Linked DNA regions of Mus musculus: region 1 is linked to region 2. A link is a loop called in an ENCODE intact Hi-C map of the cell type or tissue named here. Cell type or tissue: left cerebral cortex. All regions are shown on one strand. Each heading gives the region's core, and the rest is flanking DNA. Links, peaks and the distances in the headings are about the cores only.

What was found. A loop is a pair of places that touch in the nucleus more often than their neighbours do. Peaks named below come from ENCODE experiments on the same cell type or tissue, not always from the same donor. Only the 100,000 strongest peaks of a DNase experiment are listed, where the experiment ranks them.
Region 1: a loop joins it to region 2, with 2.5 times the contacts of the local background. A loop is called at or near these places in 5 of 42 quality-filtered maps.

What each region holds. Positions count from the first base shown.
Region 1 is chr6:52,821,290-52,829,403 of GRCm38, forward strand. All of the region lies in intron 2 of Jazf1 (JAZF zinc finger 1), which reads right to left. Among named protein-coding and RNA genes, the nearest start is that of Gm52904, 27 kb to the left of the region's middle. In left cerebral cortex, for the core only: no CTCF peak of the experiment used is centred there; DNase peaks (open chromatin) are centred at 1,619, 1,915, 2,393, 3,889 and 1 more place; H3K27ac peaks cover 2,399 bases.
Region 2 is chr6:52,769,677-52,777,790 of GRCm38, forward strand. Jazf1 (JAZF zinc finger 1) reads right to left here. Exons shown (of 5, transcript NM_173406.3): 4 at 7,859-8,028; 5 at 1-704. The coding sequence ends at 528. Among named protein-coding and RNA genes, the nearest start is that of Gm52904, 25 kb to the right of the region's middle. In left cerebral cortex, for the core only: no CTCF peak of the experiment used is centred there; DNase peaks (open chromatin) are centred at 3,889, 4,172 and 5,841.

The DNA of each region.
Region 1 (8,114 bases), core at 1,416-5,415, 51 kb after region 2:
ACTGACCGTTATGTGCTGGCCAAAAGGATAGATGACAAACAAAACACACACAGACCCAGAACAGCAGCTTCTTCTGGGAATCGGGAGGAGGGTAAGCAGGCAGCCCAGGAGGCAGAGGTTGCAAGACGACCCTGATCCTTGGCCATGAGCTGTTCAGGAAACACACAGGCTACAAGACCTTCGAGGTAGCACCATCCAGAGACCAGAGGCTGCTCTGTGGACAATACTTAGGATGGACGATCCCCTCCCTCTTCCCTCCCTCCCTGCTCCCTGTTTCTCTTAACTCTTAAAACAGCACTATCTCGCCCTTGATTTAATCACTTAAGTGAAATCCATGCATCAACGTTAGGCAGCGGTTGTCACAAGCAGGACTCCTCTCTCCGCTGCCATGTATTTTCTCAACAAATGTGGGGATTTTCTTCAGCCCTGTGAAGTATATGGTCAGTTTTACCACAGTCAAAGTCCTGACTCACTTAGGGTCCAGTAACAAGCCTTACAAGTCACAGGTCAACATATACTATCAGTGAAGCAATTACTCTTTAGCTCCAAATAAATTAAACCATGGTCTTTTTCATTGTTGATGTTAAGAATAAAGAAGTCCTAAGGGCTCCCCCTGCACAGCCCTGGGCTTAGAAGGCAGACCTGGAAACTCCCTGCTACCCTCCCCTCCCTCCAGCTTTCTCTGAACAGGGAACAGTAAGAGCCGATCTTACACATGGGTTTCATTGTTAATTTCACGTCCATGTAAAAACAAATGGACAAAACAAAGAGCTGCTGTTTATGAGATTTTGTGGTATAAAACTACAAATGGCTCTTCCAGTTTTCCTGTTTTGTCTTTTCTGAAAGCAAATTAAATTAGCATAATCCTGCTAATAAGATGAGGTATAATTCTTTCCATAAACTGGAAGTTTATTTTATTTTTATTTTTTGGCCTTTTCAAGACAGGGTTCCTTTGTGAGCCCTGGCTGCCCTGTAACTCTCTGTAGACCAGGCTGGACTCTAAATCAGAGATCCTCCTGCCTCTGCCTCCCAAGTGCAGAGGACATTAAGGGCATGTACCAGTAACACCTGGTTGGAAGAAATTTAAAGATGGGAGAAAAGAAATTGGCTCCAGGACCTCTTGGAGTTTTGGCTGCAGTGTCTGTGCAGTATACACACAGCACTGCCTACTCACTGAGACACTGGGAATCTGCATGCATGGCCCTAACTTGATTTGCTTGGTCCTCTGAGGTTTGGAAAACCGTTTACTCTTTCTGGACTTGGGCCCCTTATTACAAAGCAGACATGATCCTAAGATCTCACAGAAGCTGTTGCCATGACCTTAGAAGGTGAACGCAGGGGAAGTACTTGGCCTACTTAGGAATTCTCATCCGAGAGTCTCTGGGCATGGCATTTCCATGGATATTGGTCCTCTCTGACCTTCACCCCAAATTAAAAGAAGGTACTTTTAAGTCTAACAGCCATCTGGTGAGCCAACTCCCACACAGTCCAGAGAAGGGCTGTGGTATGTAGCTATATTTGCAGTTAGAAGGCTCCATTTTTCTTTACTTTCCATTACAGAAGTGTTCATGCTGTGTGAGTGAATGCTATATATGTGCAAATTGCAAATCCACAAAGCCTGGAAGTGGATGTTAGATCCTTGAGAGCTGTAGTTATAGGATGCCGTATGTGGGTGGTAGGAATTTAACTCAGGTCCTCTAGAAGTATAGCAAGCTCTCCAGATGCAATGAGATGTTTTGTTAAAGCGATTTATCCACTTAGACAGTGACTATTTTGGGAGCAAAATAGACTCCATACAGTGGGCTATCCCTTCATATAATGTATGTGCCTGGGCATCTGAGAGGTACAGATTTCAAGTTTCACAGGCCTCGGGGGCTGATATTTTTCCAAAGGATTTTTCCCGTTTTTATTGAAAGAGTTCAGTTGAATTGCTCTAAAGAGCATTAAATCACATTCATGGGAGGCCATTGGCTCAGGCTGAGCTCGTGCATTAGGCTCTGGCAGACCAGAACAACTCAGAGCGCAGCCGCTCCTGCTCGGTGACACTAATCCAACTGAACCTTTAACCGGTCAGTCTTTCATAAAATAGGAGACTTACTAACCAATTAAAAGTGGTTTTTCTTGAACCTCTTGATGAGAGAGTCCCTCTGCTTAACCCTGGAAGGGAAGTAACTTTGCACCAATCTGCTTTGAAGTCGCCCTTGCCCTTTGAAGCCCTTTTCTGCCCACAGGCAACCTCCTCATACCACCAGACCAACTGTTGTCTGCAGAATGGGTTGCCGTGCCACCCCAGAATTGCTAATAAAAGCCAATTAGGTCTTCCAGGCTTTTACAAATGCGCGTTTTGCCTTAGTGCTCTGTTTTCCAGGAGGCCGCCCCTTTATGACTGTGTTTATTCAGCTATTCAGAAAGCACACACATGAATAATCTTAAGAAAAATGTTAGAAGATCTGTGACTGTTCTTGTCTCTTCCTCTTGCTGATGGGGAGCTTGTGAGTGCAGAAATCCTTGGCAAAGGAGACTGCCCATGTGTGCTGCCGTGCAGAGTGTAAGGTAGTTGGTAATTGTGACAGTTTAAGCATTTTAATAAAGATACGTTTTTAAAACGCACAAAACACTAGTGTGATGCGTCTGGACATTTGCTGTCTTTTTCACTGACTTCCTCCCATTTTTTATAGTGATTATTGGTAAGTCACAGATTTTTTTTTAATCTTGTCTTCACATAGTGCTTTAAAACTACAAAATGGGAAAATGAGTCAAGGGAGAAGAGAGTTTTGATACAGCCTCTAAAATCTAGTTTTGTAGTACAACTGACGGGGCAGACAGTAGCTAGGAGGCTTTCAGTGCTTGCTAAGGCTGGGCACTGCTAGGTGGATGCTAAGGCTGGGCACTGCTAGGTGGATGCCAAGGCTGGGCACTGCTAGGTGGATGCCAAGGCTGGGCACTGCTAGGTGGATGCCAAGGCTGAGCACTGCTAGGTGGATGCCAAGGCTGGGCACTGCTAGGTAGATGCCAAGGCTGGGCACTGCTAGGTGGATGCCAAGGCTGGGCACTGCTAGGTGGATGCCAAGGCTGGGCACTGCTAGGTGGATGCCAAGGCTGGGCACTGCTAGGTGGATGCCAAGGCTGGGCACTGCTAGGTGGATGCCAAGGCTGGGCACTGCTAGGTGGATGCCAAGGCTGGGCACTGCTAGGTGGATGCTAAGGCTGGGCACTGCTAGGTGGATGCTAAGGCTGGGCACTGCTAGGTGGATGCTAAGGCTGGACACTGCTAGGTGGATGCCAAGGCTGGGCACTGCTAGATGGATGCAGCACGGTTATACCGAGGCCTCCTTCCGCTGGAAGGTTGGATCCAGCCCTTCCAGGAATGGAGGCTCTGCGGCGGCGGCGCAGATGGGAGGCTACTCTGCATTGTGTGCTGGTACTTTTGCTGTTCTCTAAGCTGAGGAGCAAAAAGAAATGTCCCAAAGCCACTGTGTAGTAATCCTTTGAAATGAGTTTGTATTTCACAAGATCTCCCAGCTACCTTAACCCACATCCTTCACCCCATACACAGCTCCATAAATGAGGGAATTTATAGGTTATTTGGAAGAAAAAGAGCAGGGTATTTAAACTTTAAAAAAATGTCACTGTACTTAACTGTTAATGAAGTGTTGTGTGGTGGGGCCTCCAGCTCTTCTGCTGTTTGTAGCCAGCAGCCCTCATTTGCATGCCCAGGGCAAGCACTAATCCTTACCATCAGCTGCTCCCCAGAAAAGCATTCACCCCATAATACTGTTCATCCTGCTGGTTTATTTAGCAAAGCCTTTCTTCCCAGCATACACAGGCTTCCATTTCAGGCCAAGCTGATTACCCCAGATTCCTAATTAGTGCTAATTAAAGCTTTAATGGATAGCAGCCAGAATTTAAAAGCATGCCACCTCCTTTAAAGACCCATGGCTGGTTCAGGGCAGGAATGAGCCAGCCCCAGGACTTCCCATGGAGTGACACAAGCTCCTGGGTACCTTGGCACACAACATGCAGGCCACGGCTGGTGACCTGGAGCCTCTCCATCCTGTTTTCCCAAGGAAAGCAAGCTGCTTGCTCCAATCAACCTCTAAATGTCTACTGAAGTCAGGGATAGTTTTCAAGGAGGACATCATTCAGTATTCCCGACAAGGTCAGCCTCAGAGCGATTTCCCCACTCTTGTCATGGCGGGGAAACAAGACAAAATACCCTAACTAAAATAATTCTGAGGAGTCCAGTAAACCTTTGTTGGGCTGGAAAAGCCTTCTCATACTGACCCTGCTGCAGGGGAATAGCTCAGAACATTCCTGGTATGTCAAGCCCGAAGGCAGCAGTCTAAATCTACCCTTTTCTTATACCATCTCTGCAATGTGCAAGCTGACTCATCGTAAACATGGCCAGACTGAGTCATCAATGTTCACAACACGGAAAGAAGAGAGGATCTGGAGTTTACCATGAGCTCATGAGTGCCCAAGGAGATGCTGAGTCACAGGGGTTCTGAGTCACCAGCCTGGCTGCTGGGAACTGAACTTAAGTCCTGTGCTAGCTTGGCAAGTACTCTCAACACGAAGCCATCCCTGCAGCCCCACATCTAGATTTTGAGAACATTCTGTGCTAGGTGCTTTGCTCCCGAGACAGGGTTTCATGCTGTCAGACAGATCTCAATCTTACCATCTATAAGTAGACAAGGATGGTCAGAATTTCTCATTCTCCTGCTCCCACTTCCCATCTGAGGTTAGTAGAATATGCCACCACGCCTAGCTTACGTGGTGGTGCTGGGGATCAAACCTTTTGCGCACACTTGGCAAGCTCTCTCCTAACAGTCTGTTTAAATTCCCACAGCACGGTTGGCAGCGGGACCTGTGTGAAGACCACTGAAACAGAGATCTCTTTCTGGCACAAGGTGTCCCCTCCACTGTGCTGTTTTTGCTGCTAAGGAGAATTTTGTTTGGAAGTGCTGAGACTCAAGTGACAGTGAGACTCCAAGGGTGTGTACAAGGGGTGAGCAGTCACACCCTAGAGGAGGAAACATGGAGGGCTAGCATGGAAAGGTGGGAGAGGGCTAAGGCCGAGTCTTAGGCAATACCCCTGCTTCTTCAGAGGAAGGCAAGCCGTCCAAATGATTTCAGAGATAGCTTTAAATTTTTTTAAAGGTAACACACCTTTTATTTGCTGTGTTTTTGACGACTATTTGGGGCACAAATATAAAAATAAAAAATACATTTTTCCATTTTTCCTGTGTGTGTTGTGTAGTGTGTGGTGCAAGCTCAGTAGGGCTCATGTGTTCAATAGCACATGCCTGTGCTCACGTGGAGACCAGAGTGACTGCCGGCGTTTCCTCTCCTCGGCTCCTGCCTTGCTTGGTCTTTACCTGGACCTGCCTTGTTTGCTGCTCCTCCTCTGCCTTTCCTCCTCTGCTGGGGTTGCTGGCATGCGCAGCCACACTGGGGTTTTTACAAGGGTGCTGGGATTTGAACTCAGGTCCTCGTGCTCTCAGAGCAAGTAATCTTACCCACAAAGCCGTGTCCCTAATCCCAAAAACTTACTTTTGTAATGAAATCACATGATTTATTCATGTGTTTGTTCAGCTGTTTTGCACAAAAATTTATTTTCTTTCATGGCTGGGAATGGTGGCATGGTCTGTGGCCTCATCATTTGGGAGGATGAAGGAAGAGGACATAAGGCTACCTAGGCACACAGGGACACTGGTTTACAACCCCAAGAGTAGCAAGCGAGAACAAACAGAAGCAAAGCTCAGCAGGGATGGCTGTCTTCCAGCCTGGCTGAAGTACATGGGGTATGGAAAATGTCAGTGTGGGCTCAGGGCTTGGTCAGTGGCAGGCTTGGTGCAATAAGGAGCTGAAACTTCATCTCAAAATGCCCACAAACCACTAGATAAGTAAGAAACTCTGGGGCGGAGGAGATGGTTCACTGGATAAAATACTTACTGCTCAATCACTGATGGCAGGAATTCAGTTCCTCAGCCCCCATGGAAAACTGGGTGTGGGGCCATTTGGTAGGGGGATGGCAGACAGACCTAGTTGCTTGCTGGTCAGCTGGCACAGCCGAAGTGTCACCCTTAAGCTCAGGGAGAGACCCTGTCCCAAGAATAATGTTAAGAGAGACAGAGACAGAGACACCTGACACTGACCTCTGGCCTCCACAAGTGCATATACACGTGAGTGTGCTCACAGGTACAAATGCATATACACGTATACACACGTGCACATGCACGCACAGTCATACATACACACAAACTAGCTCTCATTTCAAAAGGAAACTCCCACCTACTTGTCAATGGCTGTAGATGATGCAGAGAATGACTGGTGTGTAAGGTGTTTATTTTAAAGGCACCAAAGATGTACTTCACATTGTCTGGTACATAGTTTCTTATAAAATATGTTTCTTGGTTATTTATTAAAGTTTTCTACATTCTTGAAAATTTCATGTTTGTATACAATGAAACGTGATCACATGCTCCCCCTTCCTCCAGCTCCTGCCACATCCCCTACAGCAAGTCCTCCTTCCAGCTTTGTGTGTGTGTGTACACAGTAAGTCTAATTAGTGCTGTGCATGGGTGTGAAGTCATGCTGGAACATGGTAAACCTAATAATGGAATGTCCTTAAACAAGGATTCTCCCTCCTTGAGCAGTGGCCAACTGCCAATAGCTCCCCAGCATGGGGTGGGGCCTGGAGAGCACCTCCCCTCTCTATACCAAAATTAGAGCAGTTCTTATGTAGGGAATGGTTAGTTTCAACTGTCAATGTGATGCAATCTAGAGTCACCTAGGAAGAAGGTCTCAGTGACAGACTATCTAGATGAGGCATGGCCATGGGGGACTGTCTAAAGCATGTTGAGATGGGAACATCTACCCACTGTAGGTGGCTCCATTCCCTGGGCTCAGGATCCTGAAATATGTAAGAATGGAGACCTTAGCGAGCTGAGCTCAAGTCTTCCTTCATTCTCTCTCTCTCTCTCTGCCCTTGACTGCAGACATGACTAGCTACTTCCAGCTCCTGCCTTGACTTCCCTGCAGTGGAAATGTGAGATGAAATGAACCTTTTGTCTTCTAAATTGCTTTCTCACAGTGACAGGAACTGAAACCAGGACAGGAATTATGACAAAGGTGTCAGCAAGGTATTGAGATCAGGGTGAAGGTTACAAAAAAACAAAACAAAACAAAACAAGCAAAGAAACTTGAAAAAAAAAACTGATTAAGACATTTGCTTCCTTTACCTCTGTAATCAACAACAGGAGCTTGGTGGCTATTCATGCCTCCTGTGGCCCTAAGGACATAATGAAGGATTTAGCAGAGGAATTCATGCTTCTTCATGGAATGCTGGAAGCAGTCAGACAAAGTGCTAGGCTTGGCTATTAAAACTGGGAAAGCCTAGGGAGGGAGCAGCAAGGCCCCCACCACCCCAACCTGGCTTGTGATTGGCACAGGGCATTTCCAGCCACTGCTGCTAAATTACACAGCCGGTCCTGGCCTCATTCATGCAATTAACCAGACTTTCTTCAAGTCTGTATCGACCCCTGGGAGAGCATGAGGAATTTGTGAAGAGACATTATATCTTTGAGGATACTGGGCAGCCATTTAGTGGGTAATTCACTGAAAGGAACCCAGTGTCTTTGAAGGAGTTAATTCAACTCCTGAGGCGGGGGAGTCAGCCTCCTCATCAGGCCTAGTGGGGTGAAGGGAGGGCATTACAGAACAGATAACTACTTTTTAAAAAAGCTTTTCTAACCATGCAATTCATTAAGAAAAGGAAAACTCTATGATACCAGAAAAGGCTGTGCTTTCCAGATGAGTAGGTCTTAGCAGTGAGGTGTTTCCAGGTCTGGCTTATCTTGGCTCTGAATGAGAAGAGTCCACATGTGAAAGAGCTTGCTAGGCTTGGCCACCTGAGGGGCACCCAGATGCAGGGCAGTCTGACCTCCTTGTCAGAGCACATCTCAAACCCAATCTTCCCTCCACCTCCTGCCTGATCCAAATCTTCAGAACAAAATTGGCAGCCCACTGGTGGAACCTTCCAGATACTTCATTACCCTTAAATTCAAGCCAGTACATTTCCTTTCTGACCAGAGATCTCCTCTCTCTGACTG
Region 2 (8,114 bases), core at 1,980-5,979:
TAGCATATTATGTTAAACATTCTTATTTATATTTCCATTACCTAAAGTCTTTCTACTCACAAATACTAACTCCATTATGTAAGGCATGATAACCAGTTTGATAATGAAGGTATTATTTTGGTTTTATGTGAGTCGATGTGTTGAAAAGCTTCAATCACATTACAATCTTAAAACATCTCAGTGCCAGCCCCTCCTCTCCCAGTTGACATCACTGCAATGTGGTTAAACAATATGCAACATGCCCTTCATTTATTTTGTTTTGGGGAAAATGTGCTGAAGAACCTAGAGCTTGTTTTGTTTAGCACCTTATATCAACGTAATGGAAATGGGCGTGATGATTACATGTGCAAATGTACAAAATCATTAACTACAAAGATACATCATTCCAAAAGTACAGAAAAGGTTAAAGCATGCATTTAATTATTTTTCATTAAAGGGTTGCTGAGTGCTTCCCCTGAAAAAAGGTGGCTGTTTTCAAAATCAGCAACTGCTGGTGAGGATTTCTTGGCACAGTTCTGACCAGCACGCTACTGCTGCATCTTCCTGATCATCTCGGCAGACACTGGGGGATGGAAATTGATTGTGTGGTGCCGCAGGCCCTGAGCTGTCTTGTAACTCTTCCCACACCGGCATTTGAATGGTTTGCGGACGCGAATCTGTGTTCGGTGACCATTCTTAGCATGGTACTTTATGCCATTCACATTCTGTGGAGAAGATAAAAAAAAATTACCTATTAGGGTCACCAAATGTCCTGTCACACTCGTGCAAACCTCAGCATGGGTCAGATTCCAGCAAAGCAGCTCCTGGATGGATCCAGAGGGTGGGCTTCATGTGGGTTTGCTGGTCCTGGGCTGTGTGTGCCAGGGCTTTGTAAGAAAATTAATGGAACACTTCCCTTGGTTTCTTGAAGCCTTGCTTCTCAGCTACTAAAGTTTTCTGCTTGGAAGAGAATTAATTGGAAATTCTGTGAATATTTCAGAATGACCAATGAACACAATGTTCTAAAGAATACAAAAAGTAGGGTAAGGCAGACTGAATGTAAGACATAAGCTGTGGTAAGTACCCTCTAAACCTCACCTGGAGGCTTTGGCAGAGTTAGCTGGCCGTGCTTCAGCATAGGTGAGTGCTCAGAGCCCATGGGCACTGCTTTTGATGATGTACTGCGTTCAGACAGCATGCTTTTAAACCTTTATTTATATAAAGTCAGTCCCATGAAAAACAACATGCTGAGTAGATTTCTTAGCAGCAGATGATAAGAATCTGGGTGTTTAGATTAGCAGAATGTCCCAGAACCCACATAGGGCTGTGTGCAATTGCCCTGGGAATCTCATACCCTCTTCTGGCCCCAGCAGAACCTGCACATGTACACACATGATAAAGAATAGTCATAAATTTAAGATGTTATTTGCAGTGCATCTTTTACTTTACAGCCATGCATTATGCTGTCATGGGTGTTAAACTATGATAATGAAAGTAGCAGTGTTCCATGGGTTTAGGTTACATATACTTTTTTTGTTGAAATCTCTTTCCTAAATGTATGTCCATTTTTACTAGGTTGCTGACAAGTTTCAGCATACTTATATACTCTCTGTATATTTCTTAAGACTTCTTTTTCAGATTGTATCTCGCTCTAACAGCTGCTAACACCTTCACTTTTGCTGAACAGTTTTCATCTTATCTTTGCCTGACCTAGACTCTGTCTACTACAACTTAGAGGGTTAGCTTTATAGTTAGATGAAGCATATTTTCATGACTGTAGTGAGATGGCTTTCCTTCCCTGTGCGTGGCTGCTAATTGTTCTCAGCGGAATTCATGGAAAAGAACACCCAGCTGCCGTGTGTCACCCAGGTTTGTTGAAACCACACACTGGCTATTCATCATATACACCAGATATGTTGGGAATAGTTCCGGAGTCCCCATCCAGGTGCAGGATTTTATTTTAACACTCTATTAAGGGTAAATTTTATAATAGAATCCTCAACAAATAATAGTAATAAAATAATAAGTAAAACAAAAATATCAGAATGTTTTCCAGCAGTTGGTTTTACTATCTCACTAGTTTACATACTATGAGATTATTTACCAGCTTAGCAAACTAGATACTGCTCATCTGGTTAAGCCTGAGAAACAGGCCTCAGAGGTGAAGAACGAGCAGAGAAGATACTTGGAGTCTCAGTATCTATCGGTAGCTGCCACATTAGAGGACAGGAACGGACAGCACAGCGCACCGGTGCTGAGCACGGGTTACTAAAAGGGTGAGGAGGCTGTCCCTTAAGTACCTAGGCCACTTCTCAGATGCCCTGAGCTTCAGAAAACATTGAGTTTCTGGATGCTCTTTGGAGGGCATCATAATGCTTGCCTGGCCCATGGCACACTATTGCAGAGTGCACATGTTAAATGGCTCCTCACAACACACACCTCAGTATTAAGATTGCTGTTAAAACGTGGCCGAGAGGTGTCTGCTGTTACACCATCTTTGGATTTGCAGTACACGTTCTGTGGTAGAACTCTGCATGACTGAAGCTGAGGGCAAGAGGCTGTACTTGTTTCCAGGTCTGGCCTGAGTCAAAACAAATGGGCTCTGTCCACACACATGCCTGGCTCTGGTCTTTCGCATCGTTAGCCTCCTGCCTTGGGCTGAACACCCCATATTTTGCTAAGAGGCACGTTGGGAGTTGGAGCTTGGAGGAGCAAGTTCATACGGACCTCCTGTGATGGCAGGTAGGTAAGCCTAGGCAGCCCACTGGAGTGCAGGTCTGTGGTGAAGGTACCAGCTGGACATCTAGCCCAGACGCACCTTCCAATGGCCTTAGCCCCAGGCTGATGTCTTAGAGCAGCTACATTCAGGTGACAATTTCAGTCAACTCAGAACTGTGAAAAAATAATTGGAAGTTGTGCTGGCTAGGTTTATTTTAACGTGACACCAGCTAGAGTTACCTGAGAGGAGGGAACCAGTTGAGAAAATGCTCTTAAGATGGGGCTGTAGGCAAGCTTGTAGGGCATTCTCTTAATGATTGATGTGGAGAGGCCCAGCCTACTGTGTGTGGGGTCACCCCTGAACTGGTAGGTCTAGCCTCTTAGGAAAGTAGGCTGAACAAGCCATGGAAAACAAGACAGTAAGCGGCACCCTCCATGGCCTCTGCATCAGCTCCTGCCTCCAGGTTCCTGTCCTGCTTGAGTTCCTTCCCTCACTGCTTCTTATGATAAACTATTATAGGAAACTAAGTAGGAATAAACCCTTTCCTCCCCAAGTTGTCTTTGGTCATGGTGTTACATCACAGCAACAGTAACTGTAACTAAGACAAGATGTAGGTGTTATGTGCAGGGACGGAGAGAGGAAGGGGGACAATGACAATTTAGAAGAAAAGAACTCCCAGGTTGTAGGTCAGTAACAGAGTACTTGCCTGGCATGCATGGAATTCCAGATTTACTCCCTAGCACTCCCCTCAAAACTTGGAAATTGTGACTTCTAAATCCAATGTGGTGAAGGTGGTTCTCTGGCTTATAAATGCTAAGAATGCATCTTGTCTGCTTGCTGAGTGAATCTTCAGTTGAACACTAGAGTCTCTGAGGTGGATGGTTACTAAACATTTCACGTCCTGTTTCCATGGGTCGTTGGAAGATGGGTGTCTTAGTGAGGGTTATGATTGTGATGAAATACCATGAAAAGCCACTTGGTGAGGAAAGGGGCTCAGTTCACTAACAGGTCCATGTAACAGCTCATCAACAAAAGCAGTGAGGGCGGGAACACAAGCAGGGCTGGCACCTGGAGGCAGGAGCTGACAGAGGCACGGAGGGTGCTGCTTACTGGACTGCTCCCATGGTTTTCTCAGTCGGCTTTCTCACAGAACCCTGGAGCACCAACCAAGGGACGACACCACCCACAATGGTGGTGTGCCCTCCTTCCATCAGTTGCTCATTTAAAAACTGTCCTACAGGCTTGCCTTCAGCCAGATCTTACAGAGGCATGTTCTAAATTGAGACTCCCCCTTCTTGGATGACTAACTTGTGTCAAGTTCAGTCATAAAACGGTTCAAACAAACAAGTGACAAGCTAGTCCTATGCCCACTACCACTCAGACCTTGTCAAGATAGAGAAAATACATTAAGAAGCAAAACGACAGAACAACTGTAGCTAGCTAGGCCAGGGGAGAGCTGAAGCCAGCATTTAAATCCTCACATAGTTCACCAGGAATGGGAAATGAGTCCAGCAAGTTCTGTAGCCTTTTCCCGGCTGTTTCTGAAAAACAACTACCTTATACGGCTTTATTCTGGGAAGAATGGCGCCAACTGCACATTTGGAAGCATTCTCAGGGTGTCCAGAGCGTCCAGGGCGGCATCCATGCTGCTGCGGTTTAGCCTACTCCCAGGTAGCAGTGGGGAAGGCTTACCACAGTGTTGACTGATCAGTGTGTGACAGAGAGTGTGTGTGCACACTTGTGTGTAGAGACCACATTCTCTGTGTGAGAGAAGGTTTGTGTGCACGTGTGTGCCTGTGGGTATGCAGAGGCCAGAGCAGGTCTGTTTTATTCTCTGCCTATCGGGTGAGGAAATGACAGAGAGTGACCGACCTGCCTTACAGAACTGGAACAGGACTCAGGAATGGCACTTGCGTAGTCTGTATTTCCTCAAGGACCCTCCTAAAATGCTAGGTACTGTTTACTGCTCCATTTAAACACATAGCTGGGGGACTTTGGCACGCCTTCCTACTGTGAAGGCCTGGGACTCTAAATGGTCTTGCCACTGGGCTATCTAGGAAGGAAGGCAACAGAAGGGGAATTTGGATTCTGCCATTAAGAACTACTGCCCTTATCAAATTATGCTTGTCAGGAGAAAAACTACAGGCTATTCCAAAACGTGTAGTCCACAGGAGGCCTGCGGTCCAGATGCTGAATGGGGCCATCCACCTCCATGGAGTGGCCAGATATAGCCAGTACATGCCACCCTGGATAGGAAAGCTGGAAATCAGGCCCTTGAGGTCTTCGGTGTTTGATGGAAAGGACACAGTGAGGGTTTCTGGGGGAGTTTGGTGAGGAAGGAGAGGAGAGCCGCGGTTACAGGGAGAGCATCTGGAGGTGTGTGCCTCCTGCCTCCACAGCGCCAACACACTAAGAGCCAGGCAGTCAGAAGCACACCACTCCGCCATGGGTCACGTGCTTGGTGTCCACACCGTTCTGTGGAAGGTACCGAGGGACTGTGGTGGGACGGGCTCGCTACTCACATCAGAGGAGGCACTGTACTTGAATGTATGAGTATCAAACACGTCTCCTTTTCATACACAAAGATACTTTATGAGATTTCCTCAGTGTCAAATATTTCTAAAGAGTAAGAGTCTGTTGGCAGGATTTGACTCTGTTCCCCTACTCTTAGAGCTTAGTATTTCCTAGGTTTTAAGAGACGTTAGGAAAGAGTTCTTGTGGAGCTCCGGACAGCACCCAGGCCCACTGCACACACTAGGCAAGGCCAGGCAAAGAGCCACCATCTAAGCCCAGGACACATTTCAAGTGGAACACGGGTTGAAGGAGCACACTGAAGGCTCCTGAGTTAACTGCAGACCTCCTGTCACTCCATGAGGGCTTCAAAGGAAACTGGATCCATCTGGGAGCCCCCCGCCTCTTGTGGGAATACCCCAAGAAGTGGAGTGGAGTGGAGCCCATGCTGGTCTGTCTGTCTGCTGTGGTCTCAGCAGAGACACCTGTGAAGAGCGACTCATCACAGGGGAACACTGAGCACTTAGACTTGCTTTTTTTCCATGGAAAGTTTTCCATGGAAGAGGCTGCAGTGAGCTGGGGTAGGGGGTGGGGCTCTGCTCTTGAGCTCCCTCCAAAGCAGAAGAGTGGAAGCTGCCCAGAGGGGAGGGAGGCGTCAGGGAGGCAGGAAGCACACAGGAGGGATTTGGACAGACACCACCAAAGCCACTGCCCACACAGCTGCCACCGCCAACAAAACATCCTGCCATGACAGGCCAGGGTGTCTGGGGTGCAGAGAGCCTGGTACCCCCTTCTCTAGGTACTACCCTTTTCTTGGTTCTGAGGTTATCCACCATGTCAGGGGCCTATGCACAGTGAAGGTGAGTGAATTCTCTCAGGACAGCTCTGCTGCTCTACAGCCACAGGGCAGCTCAGCATCTTGCTGGGAGGAGTGGCTAGGGGTGTCTCTGTGCTATGTCACCTGGCATTCTGAATCAGTAAGGGACACAGTTCCCTCACAGCCACTAGAGCCATCCGCTACTCAGTTCCTGCAGCACAGGGTCACTAAGTTTGCTCTTGGCCTTAACAGGAGAGAGCATTCAAAGCCCATGTGAACCCAGGCTTCGATAGAGGAAGAGGTTGCTAGAGACTCTTCAACAATTAAGGGAGGGGAAGAATGCTCCACCCTTCTGGCCCAGAGTGAAGGGTGGAGTTTGTGTTTTCTCCTCCTCTTTCTGAGGCCCCCCTCGATTCGAGTCCTTAGATCCCTCTTCAGTACGGCTGTTGTACAAGGCTCTGATCACACCGCAGGCACTGGAGAGGCGGCCACAGTTTGAAGAGCAGCTGATGTGGAGAGAATGGGTCCACCACAGGCAGAACACCGGTGACATACCCTGTCCAGCTGTTACTGTGACACTGAAACAGGAGGAAAACCTTCTGCAGTGAGAGCTGCCCTCGGGGGTGTTCTGGTCTATCTTGCCCTTTGGCTTACTGTGATGTTACCGTTAGAGGCTCCTCTTCTCTGTGCCTCTAAGCTTGGATATGGAAGCTGTACGCGTGTGTTCTGTGATGTGTGCTGACCTGGACTGGGCAGCCCTTGTAGAGTTGATAAGACTCACACCTCTGTCCTAGGGTTTGCATGTTTGTTTAACAAAGGCCATCTGGTCTACCAGTCCTGGCGCAGCAGCAGAGTGACGCCCTCGCCTTTGTGAAGTTGTTGGGGTTTCTGCTTTTCTAATAGAAAGATTAAAATACTAACAGTTGTTCAGAGACACATATTTAAGGAACAGCGTGAGATGCGCGCATGCTACCAACTTTCAAGCCTTTAAAACCTAGGCGGTCTGCACAGACGGTAAGCTGGTGCCCTCGTGTCCACCAGCCATGCTCCGGAGTTTTTCATTTCTACACAGTTGATTTTAAAGAGCTGCTAACACCTGTGGGGACTTCCTGCACACACTTCTCCTTGGCGCTTCTTTTATTGTTTTGTCCTTAGCAGTTTTCTCAGTAGAAAAGTTAGTACCACCAGCTACCCAAGTCACCTAGTGTTAGGACTGTTAGACACAGCAGGTGGACAGAGGAGATGCTGGCAAGAGGGAGAAATCAAAGCATTTTCTTTTCCTGGTCTTTTATGGGGAGGCGGGAGAGGGCAAGAACTGCCCAGCTGGAAGGTAAACACCCAACCCTGTTTTCCAGAAGGCTCTGTAAACCCAGCTGAGGCTTTTACAGGCCCAGCCACCTGGAAATCTATGCACTGAAAAAAAGTGTTTTGCAAATAAGTAGGTTGACACAGCCCTTGCTCTGTTTCTATGGTGTTGGATGGATCGGAGTCTCTCCTGCATGCTAATCACCATCTCTACCACGGATGCTCCAGCCCCTTCACTGGATATTCTGACAGGCATCAAAACCAGAGGCCGATTACCACAGAGCTCTTTGACTTTAGTCTCCCACGCAAGTCAGAGAAAGAGAAAGGCTGCCAATCACCCAGAACCCCAGCCAGTGCTCACCGGACGGCACTGGGTACATGTCCCTGAGGCTCTCGCTCTCATGAACATGGGCGATGAGTGTCTATCCCTGGCACACAGGCAGCTCTCTTTAGAATTGCAAAGGGCAGCTATTTTACAGTGCTTCTTTGCCAAGCAGTTACACTGAGTGAAGAGACCTTTCCTTTACCTTGTATCTCTTTTTACACCCTGGAACTGGGCAGGCGAAAGGCTTCTCTTCCCCTCCATTCATGCACATGGAGCTGAGGATTGCTTCAGAGCTGATGGCGCTCTCTGTGGTCCAGGACTCATCACTGTCTGACTCCTCATAGTCCACCTCTTCCTCATCATACTCGCTGCCTGTGGAGCAGAAGAGATGTACAAAGACTGTCAAAAGCTGCCCCCTCCCAACAGGCCGGCTGAAGGCTTAGCAATAGTGGCAGCCA